Linked DNA regions of Homo sapiens: all the other regions are linked to region 2. The links are chromatin contacts, found by Hi-C or POLR2A ChIA-PET in ENCODE. All regions are on one chromosome and are shown on one strand. Each heading gives the region's core, a stretch centred on a gene start or an enhancer-like site at or near the end of the contact. The rest is flanking DNA. Distances are from core to core; before and after follow the strand shown.

Evidence for each region. A loop is a pair of places that touch in the nucleus more often than their neighbours do. ChIA-PET counts read pairs that join two places held with the same protein, here RNA polymerase II (POLR2A). Pooled maps may share reads with other maps.
Region 1: a map of CD4-positive, alpha-beta memory T cell shows a loop between it and region 2 (10-fold over the local background). The contact joins the promoter of PAQR3 here to the promoter of HELQ in region 2. A Hi-C loop is called at or near these places in 1 of 168 maps with a recorded cell type or tissue (CD4-positive, alpha-beta memory T cell) and 7 of 50 pooled maps. POLR2A ChIA-PET finds 5 or more read pairs at or near these places in 1 of 52 experiments (naive thymus-derived CD8-positive, alpha-beta T cell).
Region 3: a loop to region 2 is called in a map of CD8-positive, alpha-beta T cell, with 7 times the contacts of the local background. The contact joins the promoter of AFF1-AS1 here to the promoter of HELQ in region 2. A Hi-C loop is called at or near these places in 1 of 168 maps with a recorded cell type or tissue (CD8-positive, alpha-beta T cell), 2 of 37 single-sample maps with no recorded cell type and 7 of 50 pooled maps.
Region 4: a pooled map shows a loop between it and region 2 (9-fold over the local background). The contact joins the promoter of HSD17B11 here to the promoter of HELQ in region 2. A Hi-C loop is called at or near these places in 6 of 50 pooled maps.

What each region holds. Positions count from the first base shown.
Region 1 is chr4:78,936,320-78,941,031 of GRCh38, forward strand. It overlaps PAQR3 (progestin and adipoQ receptor family member 3), which reads right to left and starts at 3,119. Exons shown (of 6, transcript NM_001040202.2): 1 at 2,721-3,119. The coding sequence starts at 2,905. RefSeq lists silencers at 2,649-2,718, 2,809-3,298.
Region 2 is chr4:83,452,757-83,457,539 of GRCh38, forward strand. HELQ (helicase, POLQ like) reads right to left here and starts at 3,067. Exons shown (of 18, transcript NM_133636.5): 1 at 2,641-3,067; 2 at 475-1,189. The coding sequence starts at 2,937. MRPS18C (mitochondrial ribosomal protein S18C) reads left to right here and starts at 3,302. Exons shown (of 6, transcript NM_016067.4): 1 at 3,302-3,421; 2 at 4,153-4,202. The coding sequence starts at 3,322. RefSeq lists enhancers at 2,315-3,145, 2,574-2,623, 2,964-3,073, 3,060-3,354.
Region 3 is chr4:86,931,728-86,936,224 of GRCh38, forward strand. AFF1-AS1 (AFF1 antisense RNA 1) reads right to left here and starts at 3,123. Exons shown (of 3, transcript NR_038841.1): 1 at 2,760-3,123; 2 at 1,668-1,815. It overlaps AFF1 (ALF transcription elongation factor 1), which reads left to right and starts at 3,284. Exons shown (of 21, transcript NM_001166693.3): 1 at 3,284-3,513. It also overlaps a transcript of C4orf36 not described here. RefSeq lists silencers at 2,989-3,738, 4,209-4,347 and enhancers at 3,660-4,201, 4,202-4,497.
Region 4 is chr4:87,389,292-87,393,851 of GRCh38, forward strand. It overlaps HSD17B11 (hydroxysteroid 17-beta dehydrogenase 11), which reads right to left and starts at 1,897. Exons shown (of 7, transcript NM_016245.5): 1 at 1,570-1,897. The coding sequence starts at 1,779. RefSeq lists enhancers at 2,109-2,178, 2,192-2,764.

The DNA of each region.
Region 1 (4,712 bases), core at 1,869-4,368, 4.5 Mb before region 2:
GATTCAGAAATCCTTGACATAATGACATTGACATATAACTCTAAATTTGTAGCAGTCACTGTGGTTCTCAGGTTCTCATTTTTACAAGAAATGGAATTTCCTATTTGCTTTGCTTCTCAACTTCATTTCTTGTAACAATGAAAGTGAGAACCATAGTGACTGCTACAAATTTAGTTATACGTCAACGCTTACTAGTAAGGATTTCTGAATCAGTGAAGGCCAAATACATGATGTATATAGCAAGGTGTCAAAACTATCAAATGATCATCAAAAATAAAGTGAATCTTGGATCATGAATTTCAGGCTTTATCATGTACAAGCATCAAGTGTAAAGACTACTTATAACTGGAGGAAGGGATGCACGAATGTGCTTGAAACATCTAACTACAGGACTGTTTTGACAATCAGTACTATGCTCTGCTTATTACTTCAGAACTTTTCTTTTTGTGAAATCCAGTATAACCTGACTAACTGAACTGAGAGGCACCACCTCTCCATGTTCCCTGCAGCTAACAGAGGACTGGCAAAACTGCTATGACATACAAAACCTCCTCAGATTACATCCAAAATCTGTCCCCGTCACTCCTGAAAGCCAAAAGGAGAGAGGGCAAAGGCTAAACTTGGAAAAGATAAGGCTGGTGGGAAGGCAAGAACATCTCCAATAAAGAATCTACTCTTACTGTACGAAAAGTTAGGTGTCTCCTGCACAGTAGACACACCTGACAGCAGTATCTTAAGCATACCCTGAGAATGACCCTATATGAAAAACACACTTGAATGTGTGTTTACAATTCCAAGCACGGCCAACCCTTAGACTGATTCCTTATCTATGAGGAACATCTGAGCCCCTGTCCCATCTCATGGAATGCTGACTGTACATGGGATGGAGGCCTTTTGTTTTGCAAATGAAGATTACCAGATGGAGGTTGTTAGGGGGAAGGGTGCTAAGTAAAAATGCTATTTAAACTGCATGCTTTCTGCAGGCGGCAGAGGTTCTCCCGTTCAGGCCACTGTCACTGGACCTCTCTGTAAATTACCCTAGTAAAACCCTATGTCTTGTTTACTGGCTTTGGGTCTCTTCTTCCGTCTTTCGAACCTGGTGCCATCCTTATTGAAGTTAACAGGAGTCCAGCACCACATCTTCGTATTCTGTTCAGTTTTAAAATCAAATAATCATCTTCATTATCATCATCTGTTCAGCTTCACAACCACTGGTGATGACAACAATCACCATTTATTGACGGCTTATTAGGTTCCAGGCCATGTATAGCATTTCACACACAGAATCTTACTGAATCTTTTTTTACCTCTGGAAGCAGATACTGTGATTACCCTCATTTTTATATGTGGGTATAATGAGGCTCAGTGAGGTTACATTTTGCTCCAGGTCTCAGAGCTGTTAAGTGGCAGATTTGGATACTAAAGTCTTTGACTCAATAGCTCAAGAGCTAATGCTCTATACTTAATTTTCCACTCCATGAGATTTGGACCCTAACATCAGAACGCAGAAGACCACTGCTAGTTGAGTAGAAAATATTTAAGGCAATTCACTGCTTGCCCTATTCTTGTGGAACTCCAGATCCACAGCAGAACTCAGCTGTGTAATTTACTCATGCACAGGAGGCACTGGGGAGGAAAACGGTAATTACGCTTCAAGTTGTGAATCCTAAGGGCCATCCATTCAAGCCAAGTAGGGATGGGCAGTGATGTCACCTTGTGACCATGAGTCACAGAAACACTTTCATGGCAGGACAAAAGGAAAGAAGGGCAGGAAAAGACAATGCTGGAAAAATCAAGAATCAGACATGTGGTTGCCGCTTGAGCAATTCAACAGCCCACATTCTGGCACTAGGGTTTGCCACTACAGCGACCTGGAGCTAACCAACACCTGTATCTTAATTCTCCTGAAGCAGAGGTCCTGTATTTTAGTACAGGTAGTAAGTTTGGACAGTTACTCCAAGAACTAGAATAGTTATTTTTCAGTTTTGTTTTTTTAAAACACGGATTTTCAAGGGACTGTGGTTTTAAAGGTTTAAAATGATAAAGAAATTTCTTTCTTAGAGATGCTTCTGTGGTGCTCTAGTGGAGACTGGGTGCCCGTTATGAGCTCTCTTTACCACAGTACTTTTCCTACACAGCATTTTTTCCACAATGGTTATTATGTAATTGTGTAATTATCTATTTAATGTCTGTTACCCAGGCTACACCTTAGTAGCTTCATGAAAACAAGGGCCATGTTTGCTTTTTTTTCTGCATGGGCTCCATAAGTATTTGCCAAATGAATAAATCTCGGGTGTATATGTTAACTTGTTTCCTATTATACAGGCACTTATCTGGCCCAAAGCTACTGAATTCCCACAGTGTTGCTCTAAAAAGAAAGGTATACACCGGGCAAATATGGCTCAGCCCCATTTCAATATATATCTCAATGAGCCGAACAAACCGAATAAAGGATGTAAAAGCCCTTTGTAAAGAGCAAAGCGTCATAGGAGAGCTGTAATTATGATCACTGTTACTATCATGATTATTCCGTGGACCAAGTACCCCGGCCAGGTAAGGGGAGATAACGGGGGAGGAGAGGCGGCAAAAAGGGATGAAAAGGATGGGGCGGCGAGGAAATGATGGGCAAGCAGAAAGGCGGGGAAAGCAGAAGGGGGACCAGACAAAAAGGGTGTAGGTGAGAGAAGGGGGCACTCCAGGCGGAGGCAGCCAGACCGTACCTTTTGATACACAGCCTGGACGGCAGGTAGGCCCGGTAGCCGTCGGTGATGTACGGGTTGTCCTTGAGGGACCCGGGGATCTGCTCGTAGGTGTACAGGCGGATGCCACGGGGCACCAGGACCGGCCAGTACTGGTAGCTGCCCAGCTCGATGTAATGCGCGCTCTTCAGCAGCTTCTGATGCATCGTTCCCGGCCGCCGCCGCTCCCCGGCTCGGGAGCTCCCCCAGGTCCCGCCTCCCCGGGGAGGGGGCTTCGCCGCTGGCGCCCCCGCCCCGGAGCCCGCGGACGCTGCGCGAGGTCCTACCGCGCTGCCGCTGCTGCCCAGGGCCCGGCTCTGCGCTCACACCGGCCACTGCCGCCAGCGCCGCGGCGGACCCGGCAGCGTCGCAGCCTCCTCTGACGTCAGCGCGCCGCGGCGGCCCCGCCCCTCAGCCCTAGCTGGGAGGGGCAGGGTGCTGGGGCGCGCCCGGGTGTGCTCGAGCGTGCGCTGGCGGCGGCCCGGGCTCCCGGGCGTCTCTCACGCTGTGTTTTGGCGGCGCCTGGGGTCTTCGTTTGCATATGAGAAGAGCCGAAAGCACAGAGCTACAGGCGAATACAAGTGGATTTTTTTTCTTTTTCTGTTTTTTTATTAGAAGTAATAGTTGCTGCATTTTGAAAAATCAAGAGGAAAAGAGTTAACAGGAAGAAAAGTTCGAGGTAATTACCGTTTAGTTTATGCTTGGAATTACACACACTTAGTGTCAGAAGGGACTTTGAGGATTTCTAAGCTGAAGTCAGCTCTTAGCACGATAATTGGAAAGAGAGGAAACCTGATGCACGTGGAACATACACCAGCATCGAGCACATCCTGAGCCATAAAGGAAAGCCCCCGTGCATTCAAAACTCCGACCCCTTTCAGCGTTATGTTCTCTGATCACAGTAGAATTAAACTAGAGTAACAAGAAAACTAAAAGTCTCCACGTCTGGAATAGGAGCAATACACCAAATATTTCAAGGGCTGATGAAGAAATCACAATGGAAATGAGAATATCTACTTAACTGAATAATATAGAACATATTAAAAAATCCTGTGGAGTGCGGCTATAGTAGCGTTTACAGGAAGTGTTGCAGCTTTGTTTCTGGCTATTTACTGTAATGCAAGTGTTTACTTATAATGGCAACAGGGCAAAACATCAGTTTGAGTACCGTATGTGTATAATAGAACGCTTAGTCCATTGTTTGGCATTGTAAGGGCAAGAAAAATATCTTGTCCTCACTTATCACAAGGTTCACAGCTGACATTCCTATGAAAAAAATTAAGAGAAGCCAGGCGCAGGTGGCTCATGCCTGTAATCCCAACATTTTGGAAGGCCGAGGCAGGCGGATTGCTTATGCCCAGGAGTTGGAGACCAGCCTGGGTAACATAGTGAGACGCTGTCGCTACAAAAAAAACCAACCAAACAAACAAAAAACAAAAATTAGTCGGGTGTGGTGATGGGCGCCTGTAGTCCCAAACTATTCTGGGCTGAAGTGAGAGGGTTGCTTGAGCCTGGGAGGTCGAGGCTGCAGTGAGCCATGTTTGTGCCACTGCACTCCAGTCTGGGTGACAAAGCGAGACTTTGTCTCAAAAAATAAATAATAAAAATTAACAAGAAAAGGGATAATAAATTCATTTAACACAGTTTTATGTGACAGAGGAGTCTTCAGAAATGAAGACACAAAGACCCAGGAAAAAATGGGCTTTTTATGCTAAGTCTGATGAAAGGAGTGGATAGTTGTGGAGAAACATGATTGAAAGGGGGCATCATCTAATGATAATAAACTGAGGGGGGATCCTAGCTAGCAAGGCCAGTTCATTCAAATTCTTGGCCTCAGAGTATGGGGCAGGAACTCTCTAGAATGAGGGTTTTATGACCTAGTTTCAGGTGAGGTAAGTCAGAACTCCTTTGTGACCACGGAAAGGCAGGGACAGTCAGAAAGTAACCTTACTAGATTTTTTGTTGTTGTTGTTG
Region 2 (4,783 bases), core at 1,817-4,316:
AAACATTAAAAGTAACACTGTGTTTAGACGTCTCAGTCATCAGATCTTAAGTGAGAGAATGAGAGCACAGAACCCAGAATTAGAGTGGGGTAATTTACTAAAGTTCTTACTTAGAAGCTACCAATATAATTATTGAAAATCATTACCAACATTGAATTTGGCATGTCTTTGAACCAGAATCTGACTTGCTAACAACTTATTATCCCTTTCTTATAGATGAGGAATTAGAGGAATTATGTCAGGTAAGGAAACAGACAGAAAGGATAACTGGTTTGATAAGTGTGACTGTGAGGGAAGGAAAGAGGTTCAGTGGTAGCAGGACAGGTAGGAATGGAAGGGGCTGAGAGATCACTGATCTTTTGTTTTCAAAATGAGAAACAGTATGGACCATGAAAGCATTTGCTTCTATTTACTTGCACTAATATTATGGTAATGATAGGAAAAAAATTTTTTTATTCCAGCAAAAAGCATTACCATATAATTTTTCAATTCCCTTGAATTGGGCATAAAGGTCTCTCACTTTGCTGGGTAATGAATAAAAAGGACCAAGGTCATTTGATGATGACTCAACTGTTTTCTTAGCAACATTAATTTCCTCAGATAGGAGAGTGTCTTTGAGCTGTTTACTTCTAGAAAATATTGGTGTCTGGGCCTTCGCATTTCCAGTCATGGCATTTTTTAGATGATCTTTAATACTTTTTCTCCTGTTCATATCTGAACTAGTTCTGACTTTGGAAGAGGACTCATCATTTTGCTGGGGTTGCTCTATGCAATTATGGGGCAGTTCCTCATTCACAGTGTTGTGAGAGGATGACTTCCAATCCCTTTCTTTCATAGAATGATCACCCAAATCATTTGAAGAGTTCTGCAAATTTTCAAAGTATATAGCCTGTGAGGAAGGTACATCATACAAAAGATCAGCTCCAGGTTCAATAGTGACACCTTCATATCCACTCTGGTTCTCTGTGTGCTTATCAGTTTGTAATTCAGTAAGGTTGCCTATGGTAGTAATGCTGAGTTTGTTTTTGATACTTTCCGAGCAAAGATTTTCAGTGGCAAAGTCTGTAGCATGTTTCTTATGTTCAGGGAGTTGCATATATTTTTGTTCCAGGTCGTCAACTTGAGCTATAAAGGAGTTTTCAGTAAAGCTATCATAGTCACCAAACATGTCCACTTCACTGTCATTAGGCTGCAAAGAGAACAAAAACGCTTATGGTCAATTCCAGTTTCATTAAGAATAAAAGCTTCACCAGCCTGGCCAACATGGTCAAACCCCGTGTCTACAGAAAATACAAAAATTAGCCGGGCATAGTGGCATGCTCCTGTAATCCCAGCTACTCGGAGGCTCAGGCAGGAGAATTGCTTGAACCTGGGAAGCGCAGGTTGCGGTAAGCCCAGATCGCGCCATTGCACTCCAACCTGGGCAACAGAGTGGGACTCTGTCTCAAAAAAACCAAAACAAACAAACAAACAAAACCCCCAAAAAACACTTCAGCCTAGGGCTGTACCAAGTATATAATTATATGGTCACATATGGATCACAGACCTATATGTAAATAGATATCTTACAGCTGAAGAAATGGAGGCCCAAAGAGGTTAAATTACTTGCCTAAACAGCAGGTTCAGGAGTGTTACGATGATACTGAGATTCTAATTTTTGAGACAGGGTCTGGCTCTGTCACCCAGGCTGGAGCACAGTGGCTCCAGCCACTGCACGATCACAGCTCACTGCAGTCTTGACATCCTGGGCTCAAGCGATCCTCCTGCCTCAGCCTCCCAAGTAGCTAGGACTACAGGTGCAGGCCACCACACCCGGCTAATTAAGAAAAAAAAATTTTTTTTTTTTTTTGTAGAGACTGGGTCTCTGTTGCCTAGGCTGGTTTTGAACGCGAACTTCTGGGCTTAAGTGATCCTCCCATCTCTGCCTCCTAAAGCACTGGGATTATAGGCATGAGCCACTGCACACGGCCAGATTGTAATTCTTAAAGCTGTACTAAAACAGCAGGAAGACTGGTAGACGTCTACTGAAATGTCAGCGCATTCGAAGTTTCTGATAACTGCAGCGCTTCCCTCCCAGACTACAATCTACAGTGACTGGCCTCTAACAGAAACATGGTTGTACCACTAGACACTCCAAGGAGTTCCTAGGAATTTGGAATTGAGACTGAGAAACTGAATACTGACTTGGAGTGGTCTGCTACACAGAAGACACACAAACCTGGAGGCAGCAATATAGTAAAGTGATTAAGACAACAGGATTTGGAGCAAGAACTGTACTATCTCAACTTTTCAGGGCCTGATTACTGTCGTAAAATCTAGATAATATAACTAGCTTAACATAACGGGTCTTCAATAAACAGCAGATTTTATTTGTACAGTAGGAGCTGCAGTTATCTGGAAGCCTAGATTTGTGTCTCAGTCATGCCACTTAACTGCTGCGTGCACAACTTTTATGTCTCGGGGTTTACATTTCATATTTATATAGAAATGTAAATAACAAGGCAATCAATACCTCCTAAGTGCCGATTAACAGTGGTAACGAAGACGAGAGAAGTAAACGAAGGCGATAAAACTGGTCAACTCTTTGCATCTGGGAAGGATGCCAAAAGTTTGCAGTTTCAAGTTCCAAGTCCTCCGTACCTGGTCTCCCACCCCTCTGTCAGTGGGCATGTGACGTAGGAGGTCCGGGTTTGTATCACCACCTCCAAGGACGAGACATTCCGGGGAATCTGAGAGTAGAAGGGGCTGTACCTCAACCGGCAGTACGCCCGCGGTTTTCCGCCTCCTGTTCTCAGCCACCATTTCCTCCTCCTCTTTCCCCTCATCTCCGGGCACGAGCTCGGCCGCGGTGGGAGCGCCAAAAATACACCCCAAGCTTGGACGGTTCCTTTTGGGGAGAGACACCCGCCGGCGGATGCGGGAACCACATTCATCCATGGCAAGGACCCAGGGCCCTATTCAGACGTCGTTCTCAGTGACCCAGACGCTAAGCCCATATGGAAGGGAGAGTGGGACGCCGGAGCCCGCTTCTACATCCACCTTGGGAAAAGACCCCAAGTTAGCTCTCAGGGCTCGCGGACCGGAAGCACGCATAAACTTCTACCCTGTCCAATCATAAGCCTCACGTGACCTGCCGCGTAGGGAGGGCACGAACAGAAAGGTGCTGCGCATGCGTATTGAAAAACCTCACCTACTCTCGCGGGTCCTCAGCGTTCTCCTGCGGAACCTTTGAACGGGGTACTCGAGCCCACAGGGGAAGAGCAGCGGAAGGGGCCTTTCGGAACGATTTGGAACGAAAGGAAGTGGAAGAAACGCGGAACCATGGCCGCTGTGGTTGCTGTTTGCGGTGGTCTAGGGAGGAAGAAGTTGACACACTTGGTAACGGCTGCTGTCAGCCTTACACATCCCGGGACTCACACGGGTAAAGTCTCCATATCCTATGCTCCATTGTAGCGCTGCAGGCATTAACCTTAGTCCTAATGGTTAGAGTCGTCCCTGTTAGCAAAACGACTCTGGTTTCTAGGCGATTAAGTTTCTCCAAGATGGGTGGGAATCTGTAATTGCCTTTGACTGTTTTAGTGTCGTCTAATCCACTCCTTTAAAGTATTTAAACGTATGAGGAAGTTGGAGTGGTTCTTAAAAAGCAGAGACTTTCCTAAGATCTCTGGATAATCTTAGTGAGGAAGGGACATTTCCAGAGTCGCCCAGCAGCAAATTCCAGATGTCTAAGGTCCCCAAACAGAACAAAATTGCATAATTTTTGCAATTTTATCTTCTCTGTGCTTCTCTATAAATTCTTTCTGGGACGGGTCTGTTACTTTCTTTTTGGTATGACAGTGCCTTTCTGTTGCTTCTCCTATAAGAATTTGCATTAAGAATTTTCTCTAACCATGGAATGAAGGGAAAATAAATGTCAGAAAGAGCAGGTATGGGCGGGAAAATATGTTCTTTTCCCCCTAAGCCCTGGAAAGCACACCCATGTTGAGTCTTACTCTGTCCCAAATATAAAAGTTTTTAACCATTCTGAATATAATACAAAACCTTTCTTTAATATCGTGTCCCTTAATTCATCCTGTCTCCATAAAAACAAAAATCTTTAGCTATTCAGCTAAGAAAAAGAAATGGTTAATTGCTGTTTCTGTTTAATCGCAGTGCTTTGGAGAAGAGGTTGTTCACAACAGGTATCCAGCAATGAGGACCTGGTAAGAATTTTTTTTTCTATTAGTAAGGCCTTTGCAAATATGACCAAAATGTTTTTCTTTTTAAAACGAGATCTGGTATTAGACTCTAACATCTTTTATTTTAGCTACTTGAATAGAGTTCTGCCGTAGGACAAAACAATTTGATAATTACTCTGAGTTCAGAAATGATGATGAATTGATTGTAGTCATGTAGTCAGCTGAGTTTTGAAGTAGGGGAATTCCTAGATTAGAAGCAAAGCTGCTATAATACCATATTTTTCTTCCTAGATCTTAAATTTAAGGATATGTGATTTGGGAATTGTTTTTTTTTTTTTTACATAGCCCTTTGTAAGCAAATGATATGGGAATTTTAAAAGGTAGTTTGGGTGAGCAGAATTTTAGATAACTGAAAAGAGACTGTACAAAGCTTAGCTATAGGTTGGCTATAGTATTAACATGGACTTTCTGAAAGCACAGGTTCTTGCTACATGCAAAGGTATTTTGACACTAATTAGACCATACAAAGCACTTGGCACAGAGCTGAAGAGTAGTTACGTGAGCTGAATGTAAATTGGAAAGTTTGAGGAATTGGAAAAAACAAA
Region 3 (4,497 bases), core at 1,873-4,372, 3.5 Mb after region 2:
ATGCTCAGGTTAAGATTTATTTGTTCCGCCAGGTGTGGTGGCTCACGCCTGTAATCCCAGCACTTTGGGAGGCCGAGGCGGGTGGATCACGAGGTCAGGAGATTGAGACCATCCTGTCTAACATGGTGAAACTCCGTCTCTACTAAAAATACAAAAAATTGGCCGGGCGTGGTGGCAGGCGCCTGTAGTCCCAGCTACTCAGGAGGCTGAGGCAGGAGAATGGCGTGAACCCGGGAGACGGAGCTTGCAGTGAGCCGAGATTGCACCATTGCACTCCAGCCTGGGCAATAGAGCGAGACTCTGTCTCAAAAAGAAAAAAAAAAAAAAAAAAGATTTATTCCGGGCGTGGTGGCTCACGCCTGTAATCCCAGCACTTTAGGAGGCGAAGATGGGCAGATAACCTGAGGTCCGGAGTTCGAGACCAGCCTGACCAACATGGAGAAACACCCGTCTCTACTAAAAATACAAAATTAGCAGGGCATGGTGGCGCATACCTGTAATCCCAGCTACTCGGGAGGCTGAGGCAGGAGAATCGCTTGAACCCAGGAGGTGGAGGTTGCGGCGAGCTGAGATGGTGCCATTGTACTCCAGCCTGGGGAACAAGAGTGAAACTTCATATCAAAAAAAAAAAAAAAAAAGATTTATTTATATACTTTGCGAGAATAAGTTAATGCCCTTTGAGATATACATGCAGTCATTTGGAGGAACATAATTTAAACTGCTGGCTTAAAATGCTTGGATCTTGCACAACTGCAGAGTTTAGAAGTACTTCAGTTTGACCAAACAGTTGTCCATGTTGTGATGCTGGGCACATTCCTCACCTGCCTCTATCTTAATGTTGTCTTCCCTCCTCATGGGCTGTTTAGGTGCTCTGAGAATACATCCTGTGAGCTTCTATGAGTCCCAGGGGTTTAACTAATTTGTTTTTAAATTTTAAGTAAAATCATGGCTGAAAATTGTCAGGTAACATCCCAGGAGCCCTCATATGAAGAAGCACCTAAAAAGTCCCATCATCATATTTAAAAGGGAGATTTATTTGGGGGGGTGGGGGGGTTCTGTTAAAAAAAAAAAAAAGCACCGATGTCAGAAACATGCTTCATCTTATTAGAAACATAATCTGAAATGTATGAGATTAGGTTGTCAAAATTAAGAAAGTGCTGGAATTTCATTGAGTGTGCTAAAAATGTAATTTAAGAATTCTTGTAAGGAAGATGATGGAGGAAAGTGTAGCTAACAAAGTTAAATATCTGCAACTCCATTACATAATTACTCTCCTTTTGTTTATGTCTGAAATTTAAAAAGTAGATATAAAAAATTTTTTAAAGTAGATATAGTGTAATCACTTTTTAAAATAGCCTTCTTATTGACTATTTATATAAGATGACCAGCAGAAGAGAGAGAAAGGCAACTTAAAAAATAATAATAACTCACTGGCATGGCTATCCTTTTTTATTCATTATCAGAAAATTAATTTGATTTAGTCTTTTTAAATAGCCAGTCACCATTCACGAAATAAATCAACAGAAGTGTGTACTGGAATTATTTACTTGCTTGTTTCTGCCACCACACTGGAATGTCATGAAAATAGGAGCTCTGTCTTTGTCATCAATATGGCTCGTCACCTAGCACATTGCCTTAAGAATATTGATATAAATGGAATGACTTACTCTCTGAACCAAAGCTACATCATCTTCAACAAAATTTTTGCAAAATTACAATCTTCAATTCCAAAGGCAGGAAAATAAAATGATCACACTTCCACTGTCAACATCATTTACTAAGTTGACCACAGTTTGAAGAGCCCTATAGGAGATACTATGGGATGACACAAAAAGAACACAAAAAAGGAAAACATTTTAGATAGAAGTGGTAAAAGTTTTCAGATTATAAAATATTACCATGCTAATATATATTTCACAATGAAATGTATTCATTATATAGCAAAAACGTTAAAATACTTGTTATTGATTAGAATAGAGATCAGTCTCTGTTAGAAACCTTTAAAAGGTGTACAAACACTTTGTAAGAGATGACTCCTGTCCCATCCTGCTCAGGGATGACCAGAACTTTCATCTTAGATAGATACACCACCAGGTTTCATCAGGGACACCTTAATTATTTTAGCTGTCTAGGTAAACCAATCTCCCGATGGGAGGATATGGAGTAGGGCGAAGAGTTATATTTTGGAAAACAATCCATGGGAAATTAAGTCAAGTAGCCAAAGGTTTAATTTGGAAATGCAAATATCCATCAATTAGGTTTTCAATTATGTGGACAATAAAAGAGTTGAGCAGAGCAGTAGAGACAAACAAAATTAAAAAGAGAAAAGGCAGAGAAGGCAGGGAGGGGCTTATTTTCACACATTATACCAATTTACATTACACATCATATTAAATTTAAGTAAGGCGCTTTTCTTCATCCAAATAATTTCACCCATTTTAAACCATAAAATACTGTCGGCGAAATCTCATCTGGGCCATTTGATGTAATCTTTCTGCGTCCCTTTCAGGAAGGAAGGTGCGACAACACAATGAAGACAGCCTGTTGCTTTCCTTGGTATGTTTACAGCAGGAATCGGGCAGCGACTTAACTAGACATAAGTTTCCCCTTCTTCCCATGGGTCTATTTGCCAAAGCCCCCTGCACCTATTAGAATTTTCTGAGGTTGGGCTGGTGGAGAGCAGAAACCCGGAGGCTAGATTCAGGAGACCTGGTTTCCCATGCCACTTAGTAGCCTGTGACATTGAGCACAATACTTACTTTTCGGCGCTTCCGTTTCATTATTTGGGAAATGGGAACAATATATCTGTTTTATAAGATTGTTGTGAAGATGAAACAGGCCTGTGTGTGAAAGGCCTTTTCTAAATTGTAAAGCGCTCCCCAGATGTTAGTTATTATCTCCTTTAAAGGGCACAGAATCTGTTTCAATATTATAGGAGGTTGCAAAAAGGCTCCTTGACACTTTTTGCTCAGAACTTGACCCTGAGCTTAATCTCGCCGTAAAGTGAAAGGGTTCTTGCGCCCCCACAGCAGCCCGGGGCAGGGTCACCCTCGCGACCGGGGCGGTCATTGCCGTATTCCGTCCTGAGCTGCCGCTCCCCCACGATCCTCCCACCAATCCCGGGAGGGCCGCGACGTCCCTTGCCGCTTGGGTGGCGCCAGCTAGAGGGCGCGGGCCGGGGCGGAACCCGGTACCGCAGCTCGGGAGGTGGGGGTGGGGGCGGGGCCTCGCGCGGAGGGCGTGGCCTCGGGGCGTCCCGGGCAGCCGGCGTGCTGAGCTTGCCAGCCAGCTAGCGAGCGACGGGCGCGCGCGGCCCCTGCGCACTCGGCCGCCGCCTGCGCGCGTTGCGGCCGCAGCTGCACCTTTGCCTCCGCGGTTCCGCAGCCGAGCCCCGGGAGGAGGCGCTCCCCTGCGTCGTCCGCACTTGCGCCCTTTCCCACCGCAACAGGTCAGGGGAGGGCGGAGGTGACGAGGGCGCCCGACCCGGGACTAGAGGACGGAAGGGTCTGGAAGGTGAGCGCAGCCCTGCGCCACCCAGGGCTGGGGGTCGATCCGCCCGGCCCCCGACGCCGCCGCCGCGGACTTCTCGGAAGCCGAGGCTCTCCCCGCCTCTCTGCCGGCTTCCCAGCACGCTGACTCAAGTCGCTGGCGTTCCCACTTTTCCGGTGGGAGCCCTCGGGGAGAACGGGCTAGGGCTCAGAGCTCTCACCGCCCTACTTGCGATCCCGCGGCAGGTAGCGCGTAGAAAAACAGGGGACGGGGACATGGGAAGAGACCCATGCTCCTCCCTCACGCGCAGCCCCCAAGTCAGACGTTTGCCTGTGCACCCCGCGTTTTGCGGAGAGCTGTCCCGTTGTTGGGACCTGCTACTTGAGTTGCGTAATGAGTCCCAGAAGTTTCTCGGGGGGAGGGGGCGGGGAAAAGTGGGGTTCTTCTCTCCTGCACCCCGGGACCCTTCCCTGTGCCTGTCGTGGAGAGAGATGAGGGCTTCCCGCCGCGTCTCGCTGAGAGCAGGAGGGAGGCGTGTGTCGGTGGTCCGTAGCCTCCGGGGAGGAGTTGGAGCCACCTTCTGAGACTTAACTTCAGGGACAGAGGGAGAGGCGTCTTTAGTATGGGACTGGTTAATTTCTCTTGATAATGCTTTTTTCCCTCGGGTGTCCCATCCTCTGTGGCCGTCGCAACCCCACCCTCCGACGGTGCGAGCGCCGGAGCCAGCGAATGAGAGGGGAGAGAAGGTGGAGAGTGTGAATCACACGTTACCTTAGTGTAATGGTAGTTGCATTAATGGAGCTGCGACGGGCCTGCGGGCGGTTCGATACCGTCCGGCTAGTTTTCTCTTCCCGGAGCTTCTCCACCACCAGCACCCGCAAATTGTTATGCAGATCATCCCGGGAAGGCACTTGGCTTTGGAGGTGGAGATGTGTCCGAATCTCCCTTGAACCAGTCTCTGTTAGGGGGAAAGGCCTTGCAGCCAAGTGATTTGTTTTAAGGGTGGAG
Region 4 (4,560 bases), core at 647-3,146, 3.9 Mb after region 2:
GGCTCACTGCAACCTCTGCCTCCCAGGTTCAAGCAGTTCTCCTGCCTCAGCCTCATGAGTAGCTGGGATTACAAGTACACGCCACCACGCTCAACTAATTTTTTGTATTTTTGGTAGAAATGGGGTTTCACCATGTTAGCCAGGCTGGTCTTGAACTCCTGACCTCAGGTCATCTGCCCGCCTCGGCCTCCAAAAGTGCTGGGATTACAAGTGTGAGCCACCGCATCCAGCCTGCACTTGTAATTACTTAATGTCCATTTTCCCTACTAGACTGAGGTCATGGAACCTTATTTTCTGTTTGTCACCCTATCCCTAATGTCTAAGCAGCAGACAGTCATTATTTGTTGATTGCTGTCTTCATCAGCCACTCACTGGGTTAACCCTCATTTAACTTCACATCCTTTGAATTATTGTTTACAGCATTGCATGTCAACTAGTGTGTAATGGATAATGTTTCAGGCCATCAGGTATCTTCTAGAAACCCCTTTGTTCATCTACCAAAGGTCAAATAAAAGGTTGGATTCTAGGTCCTCTTCTCCTCCCTAAGCCACACCTACACTTGTCCTAGGTAAAAAATTACACTGAAAGTTTTTTTCCCTTTTATTGTTTTTACTAAAAGATGCTTTCCCGCCACTCCTTCAGTATCACAGGTCAAACGTGGTAAAAAATGTTTTTTAAAAAAATTTGAGACAGGGTCTCACTCTGTCACCCAGGCTGGAGTGCAGTGGGGCGTTTACAGCTCACTGCAGTCTCCACCTCCCAGGCTCAAGCAACCCCCCACCTCAGCCTCCCGGAAAAGATGCTTTTTAAAATTACTCTTGGCAATAACTATGGCAATGTAGCATTGGTTTCTGTTGAGTATAATCTTTTTGTTTGTTTTTTGAGACGGAGTCTAGCTCTGTCGCCCAGGCTGAAGTGCAGTGGCGCCATCTTGGCTCACTGCAACCTCCGCCCCGCGGGGTTCCCGCCATTCTCCTGCCTCAGCCTCCCCAATAGCTGGGACTACAGACGCCCGCCACCACGCCCGGCTAATTTTTTTTTGGTATTTTTAGTAGAGACGGGGTTTCAGTGTGTTAGGATGGTCTCGATCTCCTGACCTCGCGATCCGCCTGCCTTGGACTCCCAAAGTGCTGGGATTACAGGCGTGAGCCAACGGCGAGTATAATCTTTCAAACCACTTTTCTCATTAACAGTAAGTAGGACTTTCTCTTAATAGGTACAAGCTTCTTACTCTTTTAATATATAGCTAAAACGATTGTTTTTTCCCTATTTTTAAAATAGAGGGATCAATGAAATCAGGTTCAGGAAAAAATTATGAGTTATCCTTAGGGCAAAAATGGGGATCAATTTACAAATGGGGCAGTAACTGGGACTATTATAACCTCTAGGTCTGTTTATCATGTGATCATACAACATATTAATTCATGCCCTCCCATCTGCAAAATGGCAATACTAATTTTTTTTTCCTCCCTGCTTTGCAGAGATGAGGTAAAGGGTGGTTGCCAGCAAAATGCAGACACATCCACAAATTAAAGGTACCAGAAAGTAAAACATAGTAAACACTGTTACCTTATTTATATCCCAGAGAACCAGCTTGCTTTTAAGTTTAGCAAATTCATAGGCAGTCAGTCTCCCAATTCCATGCCCAGCTCCTGTAATCAGCACGATTTCGCCGGTGACTGATTTTCTCCTCTTAGGAATAAAAAGCTTCACGAAGGACTCTAGGGAGCAGACGATCAGTAACGGGAGAAGCAGGAGGATGTCCAGAAGAAATTTCATCCCTTTTGTGGCTGCGAGCGTTTGGTGTGTTTTTTTTTTTTTTTACCACTCTAAACTGCTTTTAGAGGGTAGCTCGATCTAACACCAGAAAGAGTAGGGGCGAGAGCAAGGAGGAACTCCCGTATCAAAGAAAAACAACTCCGAAACCGTTCCTTCCGCTGGGCTGGGCTTTGTTGGTCTTTCGCAATTGGCTCGGGCTGCAGTGCTTGCTAGCTCAGAGATCTGGGAGGGACGAAGTCCAGACCGGAGCAAAGCTTCCTAGTTCTGCTTTGCGCAGCCCCCACGCGGTGTGTGGCCGCGATTGTCTTTTACACCACTTTCTCCCGGTGTCGTGAGCCGGCCTTGGAGGGTTAGTTGCTCACTTGTTTTCCTAAATTGGATAAGTTCCAAGGATAACCGACAGTGTCCACAGGCCAGATGCTTCTTTCATAGTTGAAGGTTGCTTATCACTAGATAGGGGGTGCCGCTGGGCGCGGCGGCTCTCGCCTGTGATCCTGGCACTTTGAGAAGCCCTGGCGGGAGGATCGCTTGACCCCAGGAGTTCGAGATCAGCCTGAACAACATAGGGAGACCCCCGGTCTCTTTTTTTTTTTTTTTAATTAGCCAGGCGTAGTGGCGTGTGCCTGTAGTTCCAGCTACTCGAGAGACTGAGGCACGGGAATTGCTTGAGTCCAGGAGGTGGAGGCTACAGTGAGTGAAGATCGCGCCACTGCACTCCAGCCTGGACGAAAAGGCCAGACTTTGTCCTAAAAAACAAAAACTAGATAGAGGATGCAAATGTAGATTCCTATCTTAAAGGATCCTGAAAAGACCAATCGTTCTGCTTCCAGCTGAGAAATTGCGCTACATCACATTTTAGTTTGAACTAAGCACGATTTCTGGAAGACAGGGGAAATTTTGTCTGTTCAAGGACAGCTTCAATCAAGCGCCAGAAAAAATTGTTATCGTATTAAAGGGATTGTTTCCACAAGAAAGAAGAGTATATTTGAATAATCATTTTTCACTTGACCTATTAGAGTTTGAAAATAAAAAATATATGTTGTACTTTAGGAATTTTATCTTTATTCAAGTGAATAAATAGCAAATCATTTAGCCTAAAGATTACCTATGTAACATTTGGTTTTGTAGCCTATATAAATGGGTATTCAGTATATGCTAACTAGTGACTTGAAAAAATTCTAGAGATTGGTTACTGGAAGAAAAGACCTAACTAGGGCTTGTGTCCAGTAAGAGCTTAATAATGGTATTGCATGCATTTTTTTCCAACTCATTTTTGACAGACATTGGATTTGGGTTTTGCGCAAGACACTCCAGTGCTTGGGAAGGGACTTTGTTGTGTGACAATAGTCAACTTTCATATTTAAGAGCCAGAAAGATCACACAAAAAAATCAAAGTTCACAAATAGTTCAAACTCGATTGTCCCTCTTACTTAAGCAGCCATACGTTGTTATAGGGGATGAAGGGATAGTGGCAGCCTCACAAAAGTGAACCCCATTATAGAATTCTTTGAATTCAGAATATCTACAACTTTTTTTTGGATAGCCTCCAAATCCAAATTTACAAAACACTTGTATAGAAAGTTTACAAAGTGTTCTTCCACATATATTATTTCATTTGATTTTCAAAAGCCTCCTAGGAAATAGAGAAAAGTAGAGTCAGGATATATTTATACCTATACTGTAAATGAATAAATCTGTTAGATCAACTTTAAAATCTACACAGTGAGTAAAAGTGTAACTGGGGCTACACATATGTTCAGTGTTTGTCAATTTTTTGGTCCAACACCTACAGGAATAAATTACATCTGACATGGTGATCTACTATAAGAAGTGTTTCAACTATGTTGAGTTTCATATATTGAGGCTCTAGCTATGCTATTTTTTTTTTTTTTAAAGGAGTCTCCCTCTGTCTCCAGGCTGGAGTGCAGTGGCGAAATCTTGGCTCACAGCAACCTCAACCTCCACCTCCCAGGTTCAAGCGATTCTCCTGCCTCAGCCTCCCAAGTAGCTGGGACTACAGGCACGCACCACCACACCCAGCTAATTTTTGTATTTTTAGTAGACAGGGTTTCCCCATGTTGGCTAGGATGGTCTCAATCTCGATCTCCTGTTCCACCCACCTTGGTCTTCCCAAGTGCTGGGATTACAGGCGTGAGCCATGGCACACGGTCTGGCTATGCTATTTCTTATTCCATTCTATTAATTAAAAAAAACTGGGTAGTTTTAACCTACAGTTGATCAAGGTTTCATTGGTTAAGGGAAAGAACACAGCATTTGGACGCAGTCGTACCTGAATCCCTTATGTGTATGTGACTTCATCTCTCTAAACATGTTTCTAAATTTGTAAAATTGAAATAATACTTACCCTACAGGATTCTTGTGACGTTCAAACGAGTTAATAGAAAGCACATTGCTTTATCAACTATTCAACTTTATGTAAATTATAATTAACACCAATAGAATGTGAGTGATGTGAATGGTCTTGTGAATGATGGTTGTAACATGATTTTGTGAACAGCAAACTAGATGTTTACAATTAAAATCATTCACAGTTAGAACACAGATTAGCTTCTATCTGACCACTATGTGATTTTATGTATTTGTGGTTTTAAAAAACATCTTTCATTGGTAGGGTTTAAAATATTTTGTACTTGGGACATCTGTTTTTTAAAAAATTTTTTATCTATTTATTTTGAGACCGGATTATGAGACTAGCTAATTTTTGTATTTTTGATAGAGGCAGGGTGTCCCTACCCTGGTAGAGGCTGGTCTTGAACTCCT